Linked DNA regions of Homo sapiens: region 2 is linked to region 1. The links are chromatin contacts, found by Hi-C or POLR2A ChIA-PET in ENCODE. All regions are on one chromosome and are shown on one strand. Each heading gives the region's core, a stretch centred on a gene start or an enhancer-like site at or near the end of the contact. The rest is flanking DNA. Distances are from core to core; before and after follow the strand shown.

What was found. Hi-C counts contacts between places; a loop is a spot of excess contacts on that map. ChIA-PET counts read pairs that join two places held with the same protein, here RNA polymerase II (POLR2A). Pooled maps may share reads with other maps.
Region 2: a pooled map shows a loop between it and region 1 (2.1-fold over the local background). The contact joins two enhancer-like sites. A Hi-C loop is called at or near these places in 2 of 168 maps with a recorded cell type or tissue (Caco-2 and PC-3) and 2 of 50 pooled maps. POLR2A ChIA-PET finds 5 or more read pairs at or near these places in 3 of 52 experiments (BJ, H1 and WTC11).

The regions. Positions count from the first base shown.
Region 1 is chr14:36,214,699-36,221,724 of GRCh38, reverse strand. No RefSeq gene overlaps it. Among named protein-coding and RNA genes, the nearest start is that of PTCSC3, 41 kb to the right of the region's middle. Within about 2 kb of position 3,749, at least 2 of the 41 ENCODE cell types and tissues checked have a DNase peak (open chromatin) inside an H3K27ac peak, as active enhancers do.
Region 2 is chr14:36,265,338-36,272,363 of GRCh38, reverse strand. It overlaps LOC124903302 (a long non-coding RNA gene), which reads left to right. Exons shown (of 2, transcript XR_007064116.1): 2 at 3,053-3,296. Among named protein-coding and RNA genes, the nearest start is that of MBIP, 52 kb to the left of the region's middle. Within about 2 kb of position 3,148, at least 2 of the 41 ENCODE cell types and tissues checked have a DNase peak (open chromatin) inside an H3K27ac peak, as active enhancers do.

The sequences.
Region 1 (7,026 bases), core at 2,500-4,999:
TCCCTTTATTTGTGCCTATATATTTGAAAATAAGGGGTGGGAGGCATACTGAAGTTTACTTTAAGACTAAATAATGTTGCTTTGTGGCACTCATATTGTATCTATTACACATTTCACTTCAAAACCTCATCTCCCCTAAACACTCTTCAACGTGCTTGAAGTAGCACTGCCAAAGGAAAGGAATTTTCTATTTAACTAGAGCACTGACATTCTGTTACACAATTTGATCTTGTCTATTTACCTGCTCTCAAAAACACAAGACACTAAACACAAAATGCTGAATGCGTTGAGTCTGTGGTGCCATAGGTGTCTGAATGCATCTGTAGCTTCCCTCTCACTCATCAGTGTAATTGTTGCCATGTTATTCCATTTTTTGATTAGTCTAGTCCCTCAAGCTCAATGCTTTTTTCTGGCCCAATGTTCTTCTGCTGGTTGTCATGGTGACTGAATTGTTAGAGAGGAGAAAGGCTCTGTTGTCTGTCATTGTTCTGTTGTGGTTTAGGTAACGCAGGAGGCAACACAAGTGAAGTGGATGGACCTTTTTTGCTCTGCATCATTTCATAGTATTGAAAAATCTCACATAAAAAAGGAGCAAATAGGCCCAACCAAAGAAATAACCAAGCTCTTTCTAAAGTGCACATTATTATAAAGAGGCAAAAATGGCACTAATGATGAACTGAGTAATCTATGAAAATGCTGCTGAATATTACATTTATTACTAGAACAATTGCTGTGACTTAAACATCACATACAATACCTACCATTTTGCAATTTAGAGTAAATACAGTTTTTAACTATACAATTGTAGCATCAACTCATTGATTCTCCAGGCTGTGCTACTTTAACCTTATGTTCTGTTTAACCTAAAGATATGTTAGAAGTGAAGATTTGAAGCAGAATTCAGAGTTGGGCAAACTTTCTTTTAGTGGTAAGATAGTATTCAGGTCAATTGCTACTTTGGGAATGTAGAAATGATTTTTTCAAAAAAATTAGAGATAACTGCAAAGAAGAATTTCTTATTTCAAATGGTAAAAAATGTTTTTGAAGCTAACCAAAATAAATATAATCCCTCCTTGATTTATTTTTCAATTTTCCCAATTTTTTGAGCCAGAAAACAGAGGCATATAGCATACGGATATGGTAAGTGAAGGGGTATATCATAGGCTAGGACCAAATTCATAATGGCTCTTATCAAAATTGCTCTAAGTCATCTTCCATCATTGCTTTGGTAGATGTAATCAACATCAGTACTGGTATAGTTATTTTCGGTTTAAATTTTTTTATTTGCTATATTTGATTGTGAAATGGTTTATTCAGCTGTTTCATTTAATTATTTTAATGATACAGTTTTAAGTAGGGAACATTTGGTAAAATATGATTGGAAAACAAAAAAAGATTAAAGGTTTACTGTGAAGTTTTCCTTCCCATGCCTAAAATTCATCTGTATAGTTCTTACTCCTTCACATATAACTACTGTTATATGACTACTGTTCATTTCTTTTGTAGTTTTCTAGAGTTTCTTTATGAAAATATTTTTTCAAAATACTAAGATTTTTATTTTGCCTCTTGCATGAACAAATGGTAGCATACTATTCATGGTTCTGCATTTTTCACTTACCACTATATTTGGTTGTCTTTTCACATCAGAGCACAGAGATCTTCTCCCTTTTTCTTTTTACAACAGCACAGTGTTCCATTGTATGGATGCACTATAATTTATTTAATCCCTATTGATGGACATTTGGTGTGTTCTCAAAATTCCGCTCTTTATAATGAATAACCTTGTGCATTTATTTCTTATGTATGCAAATATATATAAAAGATAAAATCCCAGAAGTGAAATTTATAGGTTAGAGTATATTTGCAATTGTAATTTTGATGCAAATTGTTAAATTCCCCTCTATAGAGGTTATTCCAATTTACACTCCCATTGACAGTGTAAAGTACCTGTTTTCCCAACTTTGACAACAAAGGATAGTATTAAACTCTTGAAATTCAGCCAATCTGATAGGTAAAAAATAGTAGCACTCTAGAGTTTTAGTTTCTGTTACTAGTGATGTCAATATCTTTTTATATGTTGTAAGACAATTGTATTTCTTTTCATGTTAATCTTCTCCTTAAAGTCTTTGTCCATATTTCTTTTGGAGTGTTAATATTTTTCTTATTGATTTCTAGTTCTTTATATATTTGGGAAATTTTCCCTTTAAGTGTGTCATGAGTTGCAAATATTTTTTCCCAACTTGTCATCTGTGTTTTGACTGCGTATCTGGAGTTTTTTCCATGCAGAAGTTCTGATTTTTATGCAGTCACATCCATCTTTATGGCTTCTTTCTCCACTCCAAGGTTATAAATTCTCCCATGAATTTTATACTGCTTGAATATTTTTTCTTTTAAATTTAATATTAACATTTAGATTTTATCCTTGAGCAGTATGAGTTACAGATCCAACTTTAGATATTTCCAGGTCGTTCTAGTTATCCTATCACCAAATATGGAATAATTCATCCTTTCCCTACCACCGACTTTTTGTGTTCCCTTTATCAGATACTAAAGTATATTATGTTTTTGGCCTATTTCTGGACTTTGTATTCTGTTCCCTGTCTGCTCACACATTGAGTACTAGTACATTTAACATAATACAAACACAATGAACAAGAAATTACAAGAACTGTACAGTCACGTGCCACATAATGTTTTGGTCAACGATGGACAGCATATATAATGGTGGTCCCATAAGATAAAGGAGCTGAAAAATTCCTCTTATCTAGTGCTATCACAGCCATCATGATGTCCCTTATAGTATTGTAGCACCCTTTCTATGATTAGAGACACACATTTTTTCCATTGTGTTACCACTGCCTACAGTATTCAGTACAGTAACATGGTGTACAGGTTTGTAGCCTAGGAGAAATAAGCTACATCATATAGCCTAGGAGCAGTATGTCATTAAACAGTGTGAAAGAAAATCAAAATATATGTTTATTTGGGAGCAAGAGGCTACACCATATAGCCTAATCGTATATAGGCTCCACCATCTATAAGCGCACTCTCTGATGTTCATTTAATGACGAAATCACCTAACAACGCATTTCTCAGACCATATCCCTGTTAAGTGATGTGTGACTATTGTTAGTTTATAAATGAAAATGGTCATTCCTGTATCTTCACACAAGTATTTTGTCATATTTAGCCACTGCTCACTATAAGTCACCATTGAAACATACATTCCTTTCCCTATTTCCCCAGGAAGTATATCTATTATGCAGAACCAGACGTTGATTGTCATTCAATCTGAGAAAATTCAGCTGAAGCCATCGGCAATTTTTCAATTAAAATTATACATTAAAGAATATACATGGCAGAAGGCTGTTTTCTCTCTGAATATGCCTTTAAGGGTCCAGAGTTGTGGGGTGTTCAAAAATCTCAGCGTGCGTTTGTTCAGCCTCTCATAGTGGTTTACAGCAACAGAAATCTGTGAAACATGCTGCTCTCGCTTTCTGAGGGTGCTCCACGATGACTTCAAAGCGTAGCCATTAAAGAGCATTTGAAAGGGCACTTACTATTTAGTACCCAGTAAACATATATTTTGATTTTCTTTCATACTGTTTAATGGCATAATATTCAGCAAGGATCTGTGGAAACCAGCTAGCAATCACAACAGACACACTCCAGGGAGGAGTACCAGCACTTCCTAGATTGGGCTTCTCTCCCTCCCCACTGTGGAAGGGCTGCGGCCGATTTCATCACAGTGCCAAATATTCACAAGCTTGTTGTCTGTTATTGGTTTAATGTAGTACATTCACAGAGATTGAGGTTGATTTTCAGTAAAGTCCTATGACTAATGCTCCTTGGCTGTGATCTTGAGGCTTTCCAGCTCACTCTACCTGCTTCCACCCCTCCTTCTTATCAAGCATTTCATCACTGGGGAGGGGATTTATGTCCTCACCACAAAAGATGACTTTTGGAGCAGAACCTACCCAATAATCAGAAGTGGCAAGTAAGAGGGCAGGTGGTGACCTCTCTCAGTGACATGAACAAGAAGAAGCTGGAAGAGCCTTTCCTTTTTGCTTAGAAAGTGCCCAAACCACTCATTGCAGGAAGCATTTGGCTACCGACCACTTCTCTGAGACCCCTTATAAAAGGTGAGCAAAATTGAAAGCTCTCCCTCCCTCCCCAATTAGTTCAGATTGCAGCCGACCTTCAAAGATATCCATTGCAGGGGTGTTTTCTAGTGATGATGCTGTGAAAATAATTTTCCTTTTTGAAGGGCTTTCTTTCTATTCTCTCCCCATGGCAACTTTTGAAAATTTGTTAAAACGCACACACACGCTCAACCCTCTCAGGCTATCCACAAGCTCTCTAGGTGAGTGGGAACAAATGGCAGCCTATCAGAGAAGTGCACCCAGGACAATTGCACAGTTGTGATCATTTGGGGATCTCATGCAGACTCTCCCTGCAGCCCCCAGTGCACCATCAGGAGTTTCTAAGTACAAAATGAGACAAGGTAGGTGGAGACCAGGGTGTGTGTGTGTGTGTGGGTGTGGGTGTGGGTTTAATTAAGCAAACACTAGTTTGTTCCAATTGCCTTTCCAAATTGATAAGAGATTTCTTATGATGCCAGTAACTGCATAGAAATTGAAGAAAGCAAGCTAAGGCTCTATAGCTTTGGGGCATCTGTGTACTTGTTATATGACTGAATCTAATAGCTGAGACTAGAAGCTGATAGGAGAGTGAGCTTGTTGGGGGAAAGGGGGAATTCATGGAATAGACCGTACCAAGGGTTTGAGGGGCAACCACAGATGACTCAGGACTTTTGGGATGCTGTGGTGACAGTTATGGCACTCAAGTCACAGGAAAACTCATTATATCAACAGAAACCTCCCCTGAATAGATGTACATCTAATTGACATGTGATAAAAGAAATCATGCACATATCCGTTTTTAGTAAGCACTTGCTTTATTTCAAGCACCTCAACTTCCCACTGACATCCCTTTTCTGGGGAGCCTTATTTTAAGATGCCCTTTAAATTAGGTATACATAGGGAAGGAAGCAAAAGCTACAGTGCTCCTCCATGCAGCTTAATTTCTGGGAGAGAAAAAAAAATGGCTGTTTCTGTTTTTCCTTTTTTGCCTCGACACAAGAGTGTCATGCCGAGAATTATGCTGAGGCTAGGATTTAATGGCCATGCCAGGAATTGGAAGCAACAACTATGGACCAGAATGTAAATCCCATGGATGGTTTTACTTGATGCTTTTACGGAGCATGAATGAGGATGTAATTTAAAAATAAGCCCTGCATCCTATTTAAAAAGATAAGAAGGGGCTGGATGTGTGTAAATGTTTGGATTAAATATGACCAAGGACCGTATCGTATTCAAATGGCTTGGCACTTTGAAAATGATGGAATCAGGCTTCATAACGATGCAAGCATCTACCTAATGGAACTAAATTTGCAATAAAGGTGCATAGTGGAAAAGAAGGGCAGACAAGTGGCGCTGAGAATCTAAGTGAGACAGCACCAAAGAATGAAACATACTGAGTTTAAAGACTGACCTTATTGGGATCCTTTCTACTCTGACAATGAGGATGTGAATTATCCTATTATTATAAGCAGGTGGATCATCTTATTAATGTACCCTGGTCTTTCACATTTTTATTTAACTTTAAATCAAATTGAACAATTTCAGGAACAACCTCCCATCCCTCAAAGGAAACAAGCTGATGCCCAGAAATATTTTCTGTGGAGCTTTATATAATTTTTTTTTCTTTCCAGAGACACATTTTCAGCTCTGCCAAACCATAATGCTTAGGCTTTCGTTTGGATATAGCTGAGGTGTCTTGGAAGTTTCTCTGTAAATTCCTTCAAATCCAGAGGAGCTGAATGAGATTCTAAGAGGCTGTGTTCCTCTTAATGATTCCGGATGGAACAGCGTCTTTGGAATTCTGATTTGGATACTGTCAACCACTCGATAGCCCCTGCTCTAAGGGGTGGCAGATGAACCATCATCAAATGTTTTCCAAATTCATCCCTGGTACAACTCTCCCCTTAAACCAAAATTAGGCAGTAAAGTAATATTTGCTTAGAAACACTTACCAGGCACCTGCCTAATAAATGCTACCCTGGCAAAGCCTTCCCACACAAAGAAAATATTTCATCGGAAGGTCAATATCTGCAACTAATGAAAGAAATGGAGCTGTTTCAAACTCACCGACAAAGGTTTCTGTCTCACCCCCCTTTCCACTCTTTTTTCTTTTTGGTTTTGTTTCCTTTCAGCATATTTTAGGAACTAATCAGCCTTATAAAAGGTAGCACTGTTAATCTACTGTTTGTCTTGGTCTTCATCACAGCTCCTTAAGAGATAGAGTGCAAACAAAGCGAGAATTAAGGTCATTCCATTTAAATCCTTCAGAGAGGAAGACAAGGGCTAAGTTATTGCTGAGGACTACAGAGAGGAGGGCTGGAGGAATCCAGGATTAAAAAGAAAAAAAAGAAACCCTCATTGTTTATTATTTGCCAGCCTCAGAGCAGCCCCCATTCCCATATTTGTGAAGGGATTACCCTCCCATCCTCTGAGATTAATGGGAAGCCCAGACAATTCCCTGGCCCACCATGCACCCTGCACCAAAGAACATTTTCCAGAAAGGTGGGCCTGGGAGTGCACTCACTTGGGGGATGAAGAGCGTGACACACTCATCAGCCTGATGTGATTCGTCCTCCAGCTGCCGGAGATGCACAGGCAAACATAACTGCAGAGGGGATTCCATGCTTGCAGAGAAGCAAAACCACATATTAGGAGGTGGCTGTGCCCATGAAAATCTTAGCATGTATCAGATTTAAAGGGTGGAGGGGGTCCAAATAAAACAATAATCCACGCAAAAGCATTTTAGCAGCTTGTAATACTGGCCCCTTTTTTTTTGTAATCCTGATTACAACTCTACTCCCCATATTTTGGGACAGAAGTCAATTTCTTTATTTGTTGCTACCACAGTTCATTGAAGCATTACTAAAATATATTAGCTTTCAAC
Region 2 (7,026 bases), core at 1,899-4,398, 51 kb before region 1:
GCAGCTTCCGCGGGAGTCGGGAGTCCTGGGGCTTTGTCTGGGGAGCTTTGGGGAGCAGGGGCTGGCAGGGCGAGGGGACGCGGAAGGCAGAGAAGTGTCCAGTTCCGTTTCTCTCAAAGAGGAATCCCTTTCCCAGAAGGGGCCCTTGATTAATTTCAAGCAGTAGCACACAGTGGTGGCATAACGGGGGGAGTAGGAGGGAAGCCAAATAAGGAGGCTTTCACAGGTCTCCTTAAAATGGTAGCAGGGTGGGTGGGACCTCTCACGCAGACAGAAGTCCTAGAAAGATCAGTCTCTTTGGAAAAGACAGATCCAACCAGTGGAGCCGTTCAAGTGGTCACAATTTTTAATTCTTTCCATCAACAACTCCTTCTTGGGTGGTTGGGGGAGGCATTCGTTAGCAATCTATAGGAGGACTTCCCCCCATCTAGTTTTTCTGCTGTAGAAGGAAGATATATTCCTAGTAATACTCCTTAAAACTATTCTTTGTTTTTACTCCTTGAAACTCTTCCTTGTTGCTTTGGGTTAATGCAACTTGCAGCTAAACACTTGTTGGGGGAATCTAATTGTTTACACTTAAAGAATGTGAAAACCATTGCCATCTATGTTTCAGTCTGTGTCTTTCCTGGTAGGGGGAGTGTGTTAGGCTGATACCAACTTTGCACATATTTGTAATGACTGGATTAATCAATGCCATTTATTTTAAAGCTAAATGTTCATAATTTTGTAAAATTCACCCTACAGTAAAACATTTTCCAGTTAGATCTAGACCAATTGATCCAATACCAATAAAAGCCACATAGGCTTTCAATTTTTCACTCATTTGAGACCTTTTCAGCCCCCTCCCCTCAAGCCCCAGTGAATGCTATCTTAGCCATCCAAAGTAAGAATGAAGAGCAGCATGTGGCAGGGAAGAAAGGGGAACCTCCTGCCCCCAGTCATATGATCTGTCCTAGAGACAAGGCCACATGCAGAGCATTGTTCAGCAAGGGGGCAAGGGAAAGTTAGGCAGGTTCAGAGAGACGATGTGGACATAGGGTAGACCAACAGGCAGAGCCACACACCCTAACCAAGGTCCAGAATCCTGGGACTTAGAAACAACCTCAGTGTACCTGTAATAAATCTGGAGTATACCTTTGGGTATAGAGAGTGTCATGAACTCCAGTCTTTTTCAGTTTCACCATATCCATTGCTACTTTCTTTTCGCTGTTTTTTTCTACATAATTCTACAGCAGTTGGCATTTGGCTTTTAATAGGATTTTAACATCTTTACAAAAAATGGGGAACCACAGAAAATAAGTAGATCTCTAGGTTTGAAGAGTTTTAGTAGTTTTGAGAAACTAATTTACTTTTTCTGGTAAGTCATTTTATCCACTTTTAGATGTTAACAAACTAGAGCTGCCAGGAATTTCAGGAAAGGTGTTCCTTTCTGTCTATTCCATCTCAGGGGTTCTGCTCACCTTCTTTCCTCCCAGATCCCTTCCTCTTCTAAACTTTTTAACTCTCCTTTCATGTCCCTGAGCTGATAATATTCTAGTTTGGCCCATTTTGCCCAAACTCTTCTCTAGCTTCTGGGTTTTTTTTTCCTAAGTTTAAGCCCACATGTTTGTACTACATGCTGGGATTCAAGGGAAAATCCCACGACATGGTCTAGGATGGTGACTATAAACCTCAGAGCATCACTTGACTTAATAGCTCCAAAAGAGTCAAGACAAAAGGAGGCAAGTTTGTGCCTACATTTCCTTTGTCATCCTGGATCCCTCAGGGCCTCCAGGCTTCATGCCCCAATAACCTGTGTTTATTGCATGATTTCAGGTGAATACTACAGGGAATAGGAAATGTGAATGCAGAAAAGAAAATGGGTGGGTACTACGGGATAGGAGAGAGTTTGGGAAGGTTAGATTAAAAAGTAACTCAAGGCTAAGATTCATATTGGTCCTTCTAAGTTTTGCCTATGACTCATTTTCACTAAGTGATATCTCATAATCTTTAACTTAGTATTTCCTTTAGAGCTCTCCTAGTAGGTGACCTCTATTGATGATATAGAAAGAAAATGAGTATTTAATTAGAGTTCAACAATTGATTACGGAGAGGATTCATTAAACCATCAGATGTATTTATATGGACTTAGCAACCTCTATCAACAATGCCTGCCAAGATCATTGGTTCTAGGGGTTGCAAATATTAGTCATAATTCCTTAGGAAATTTTAATATTGGTGGTGTGTGTGTTTAAAATTTTTACATATATTGGATACTCTTCAATATCTTGCTACTGATAGAATTCAATGCTGGGAGAAGCAGAGGGAAGATTGCAAATGAAAATGCAGCACGATAAATTCTAGACAGTTATCCAAACCAAATTAAAAGGAATTATTCATGTAGAAGATCAGAGGAATTCACTGGTCAGATGGCTATTGAGGCCCCTAGTTCTCAACCTCTGGTTTAGGAATCTGGAGAAAAACAATCTTGCAGGATCCTTCCTGGGAGCTTCAGAGAAGATCTAGGCCAGAAAGAGACAGTTTTCATGTGTGTATGTGCATGCAGCATGGAGTGTGTGTGTGTGTGTGTGTGTGTGTGTGTGTGTGTGTGTGTATCTCTTTGTGGGGTCATCATCTAACGCTCTTTGTGATGCACATTCTAAATTAGGCAAAAGGGATGCATCTTTCAAATGCAGATCATGTTTGCATTAGAAGAGCAATGAGAACACTTGTCAGTTTCAGAACATTTATGTGCTAGAAGTACTGTTAGCAGAAGAGCAGTTTAGATAAATTCAAGACTTTTTTTGCTGATCACAAACATTAAGCTTCACACCTGAAGCCCTCAACCCCCTGCTGTGCTCTAATCCTAGCACCATTCACCCTTAGAGACTCAGAGTGCTGTGCCTCAGCTCTCAAACCTTTGATTGCCCTTAGTTTGAATGCCACCACCTGCAAAAATGCCTTTTTATTCCCTTTGAGCCTCTTGAGAAGGAAGTAAAAATGATAATTCATGACAAACATTAATTAATTGTTTACAAGATGATCTTTTCTTTTTCCAACTTCTGTTCAGCAGACATGTTGAACTGCAAGATTCCACTCGCGACGCCAGAATTCGTCAAGAGGCCTGCATTGTTGTTTCGCACTGAGGCATAGGACCGGCTACAGGCCATTGTTTCTCCAGCTCAAGTGGGCCTGTCTGGTTCGTGTTGGAAGAATGAGGGTGACATGCGTGAGTTCCCGAGTATAAAAGAACTACTGGTTCTAGGAAGGAACAGGAGGTTAGCCACTAATGCAGAGTAAATAAACATTTTTCACCACCTCTTGCTCCATGTGATTTTTAAAGGTCAAGAGCTGCCATTACAGTATTTTAAAAGCTTCAAATTACATTTAAAGAATGTATCACTAAACTCACAGAAACCTTATCAGAATTTAGGAACCTACTGTGATTGTTTGGTCCTTGAGTTTATCATCCCACTGGAAGGTGGATTGTAAAAGGAAGGCAGATGCCCCGTTGTTTCTGATATCCTGCAATTTGCTCAAAGTGAATGCTGTTCAAGTTCTTCCAAATTTCCCTTCAAAATATGGAAAGTGTTAAAGACACTTCAATTTCAAAATCTTATACAATCTACATTGCAGGTCAAACATTTAGGGCAGGGAAGAATAAGCCTCTGGGGCCTTTCACGACAAACACGTTCAAAATGCAAAGAGATGTTCATGTTCCCTTGAAACTTCCAAATGTATGTGTGTGAAAGAAAAAGAAGTAAAAGGCAGAGGGAGATTTCTTTTTTAAATTAAAGAATAAAAAGCTTACTTCAAGGAAGTGTAGAGTAACAGCAGAAAGACTTCCTCAGCAACTGAGGTTTTCAGATTTCAAATTAGGAGCCCTTAGATCACGGCTGCTAGGCTAAAAATCAATTCTATATTTTCTGAGTTAATACTAAGGATTGCACTTAACAGACATGGAGACTAATAAGGTATGCAGAAGGAGTAAAAGCAGCGCACACACACAAATTCAGGCCTTAGTTTTGGCCATGATCCAGCACAATGATGTTTCAACCAGATTTGAAAAAAAAATCAATAACATCTGTGGTATAATGGTTAATTAAAGCAGCTCTTCAGCAGAGCTCAGGAGGAGAGGCTCAGCCTGAAATTCAGACAGCTGAAGCTTGATTATCAGGAAAGAATGCTTTTTTAGCTATGAGTGGATAGGCCAAAAGCTGCAATGTGCCGAAATGGGGAGAAAAATTGCTTTTATTTTAACTTTCTTTAAGTAATCAATACATGCTTTTCACCTGCATTAGGACACTGCTCAGCTCCAAAGGCCTGTTACTCCACTTCAGCATAAATTCTAGCTACTCTCTTTTAAAGCTTCGGTTTAAAAAGGAGTCCCCATCCCCTGTAAAGCAAAAGAAAAGAATATGCAGGTTTGGGTGCATGTTCTTGACACCAGTTAAAGCTCAGGCTATAGGATGGTCCCAAGGGTTTAATCCATAAGCTATGTGCAAAGCTGCCCCAATCTTGGAGTACACAGAGGTCATAGCCAGAGTACTAAGGCTTCACAATAGAACTAAAAATTCTCGAGGGAACTGTGAAGGGCAAGGCCAAATTTCCCACTGCTTTTCGTCTTCCTATTGTTTTGAGTACTGTGCTAGGGATGTTTTCTTTACCTTTTTGAGGGCAAAGCTCAATGAATCAACAATGATGCCTCTTGCAAGGTTAGTAGGTGACTTTTCCAAAGAAAAAAATAATTGTTAACACCTCGTCTATTTTCTTAACACTTTGCTTCGGTTTCTATTTTGGATATTGTTCCTGGACAGTGGAATCTGTGTGTTCACGTCATCATTGTCAAATTTCAAGATGCATTTGTAAAATGATATTGCCCCCTCTGGATTACACTAGTTCTCCTATAGCATATGGTTAGTTAATTGTTCATTCATTTTTTCATTCAGCAAGTTTTTCTTCAGTGCCAAGCATGTGCCTATCACTATGTTGGGTGGTTTCTGCCCTAGGAAGCTCATACATAGCCTGTTTGAGGGCTGCGTGCTTGTGAACAATTAATTGCAAACACAGTGGGAAAATAGCCCAAATACAAGTGTCTAAAATGGCTAAAAATGTTTAAGCACCCCCCCACCCCGAGTCAACTGCACTTGGGAAGAGACAGAGGGAAGGTTAGGGAGCCTCAACAGGGAATATTCTCGGAGCAAAATCATGGAAGATAAGGAAGTGTCTCCAGGAAGACAAGGAGAAAAAGGCAGAGAAGGCATTCAGAATTTACATATACTTATGTGAATTATAAGTATCAATTCAGAAGAATATATATGAAAGAAGTGATATATATATATCTTATAAAATCTTCTAAATTAATCTTTGGAAATTGATACATGATAGATATATGTATTTTCAAGGTACGAATGACATTTTGACACATTCATATGATATGTAAAGATCAAATCAGGGTAACTGGAATATCCATTACCTTAAACATTTATTTTTCTCCTAGGAACATTCAAATTATTCTCTATTAGACTGGTGCAAAAGTAGTCACACCATTTTGCCATTACATTAAAAGTAATGTAATGTGATTTTAATATCACATTATAACTAATGGCAAAGTGGTGTGATTACTTTTGCACCAACGTAATAGCTATTTTGAAATGTACACCAGATCACTGTAAACTAGAGTCACCCTACTGATCTATCAAACACTAAGTCTAACTGTATATTTGTACCCATTAATCAATGTCTCTTCATACCTTTTCTCTCTGCCCTTCCCAGCCTTTGATAACCACCAGTCTACTCTATCTTCATGAACTCCATCTATTTGCTTTCACACGAGTGAGAACGTGCTATCTTTGTCTTTCTGTGCTTAGCTTACTCACTTCACATAATGAACTCCAGTTCCATCCACATTGCTGCAAATATATTTTACATCATCTATCCTTATTTTAAGAACCATCAGGATCACGGATTCCAACACCTTCCTTTATAGCTATCACAATCAAGCAGTTCTGTCCTTCCTCTGACCACACTCTCACTGGAGGTTAAAATTCATTGGTATCTTCTCTTCTCTAAAACACAGCAACTTTGCGTTTTACTCAGGGATCCATTTTTTCATCCTATGACTTTTCTTTTAACCTATTTCTGGGTCCTTTCCAGATTCTCTTTCTTTCTCCATAATTTCAAAATGTGAAGTAGATTTAAAGGAGCCAAGAAGCTGGTCTGCCCATCAGTATGCTATGCCCTAAAGTATACTTTAGAAGAACTAATAATAATGCCCAACACTTTTCATCTTAAAAACGTTGGTCTTTGGGTAAAATCCTGCTCCCCCACCTACTATGTGATCATGGGCAAGTAATATGATCACTCTGGGCTTCAGTTTCCCATCTAAAAAATGGGCATAACAACAATAGCTACCTCATAAGGTTATAATGTGGATTCAGTGAGTTAATATTTATAAGTGTTTAGAACAGTGCCCGGCACAGAAGAATTGCTGTCAGTGATTGTTGAATAAATCATAGTTACCAGCACCTATTTTGCGCATGATTTCCTGAGTGAGGCTTTGTGTCCCCACCCAAATCTCATCTTGACTTGTAATCCCCATAATCCTCATAATTCCCACATGTCAAGGGAGAGACCAGGTGGAGGTAATTGAATTCTGGGGGACCATTTCCCCCAGGCTGTTCTCATGATGGTGAGTGAGTTCTCACGAGATCTGATGGTTTTATAAGGGGCTTTCCACCCCTTTTCTGGGCATTTCTCCTTCCTGCTGCCTTGTGAAAAAGGTGCCTTGCTTCCTCTTCACCTTCTGCCATGACTGTAAGTTTCCTGAGGCCTCCCTAGCTATGCTGAATTGTGAGTCAATTAAACCTCTTTCCTTTATAAATTACTCAACCCTTCCCCGCTTTGATATAGATCAATTCTCAACTATCATTTTGAGTTTGATTTTTGTCCTTTAATGTATTAGCAACTCATATGTAGAGCCAATTATTTACTCACAATTTTTTATTTTGTTTTCTGTCTTAAGATACTTTTAAAATCATGTTGCCA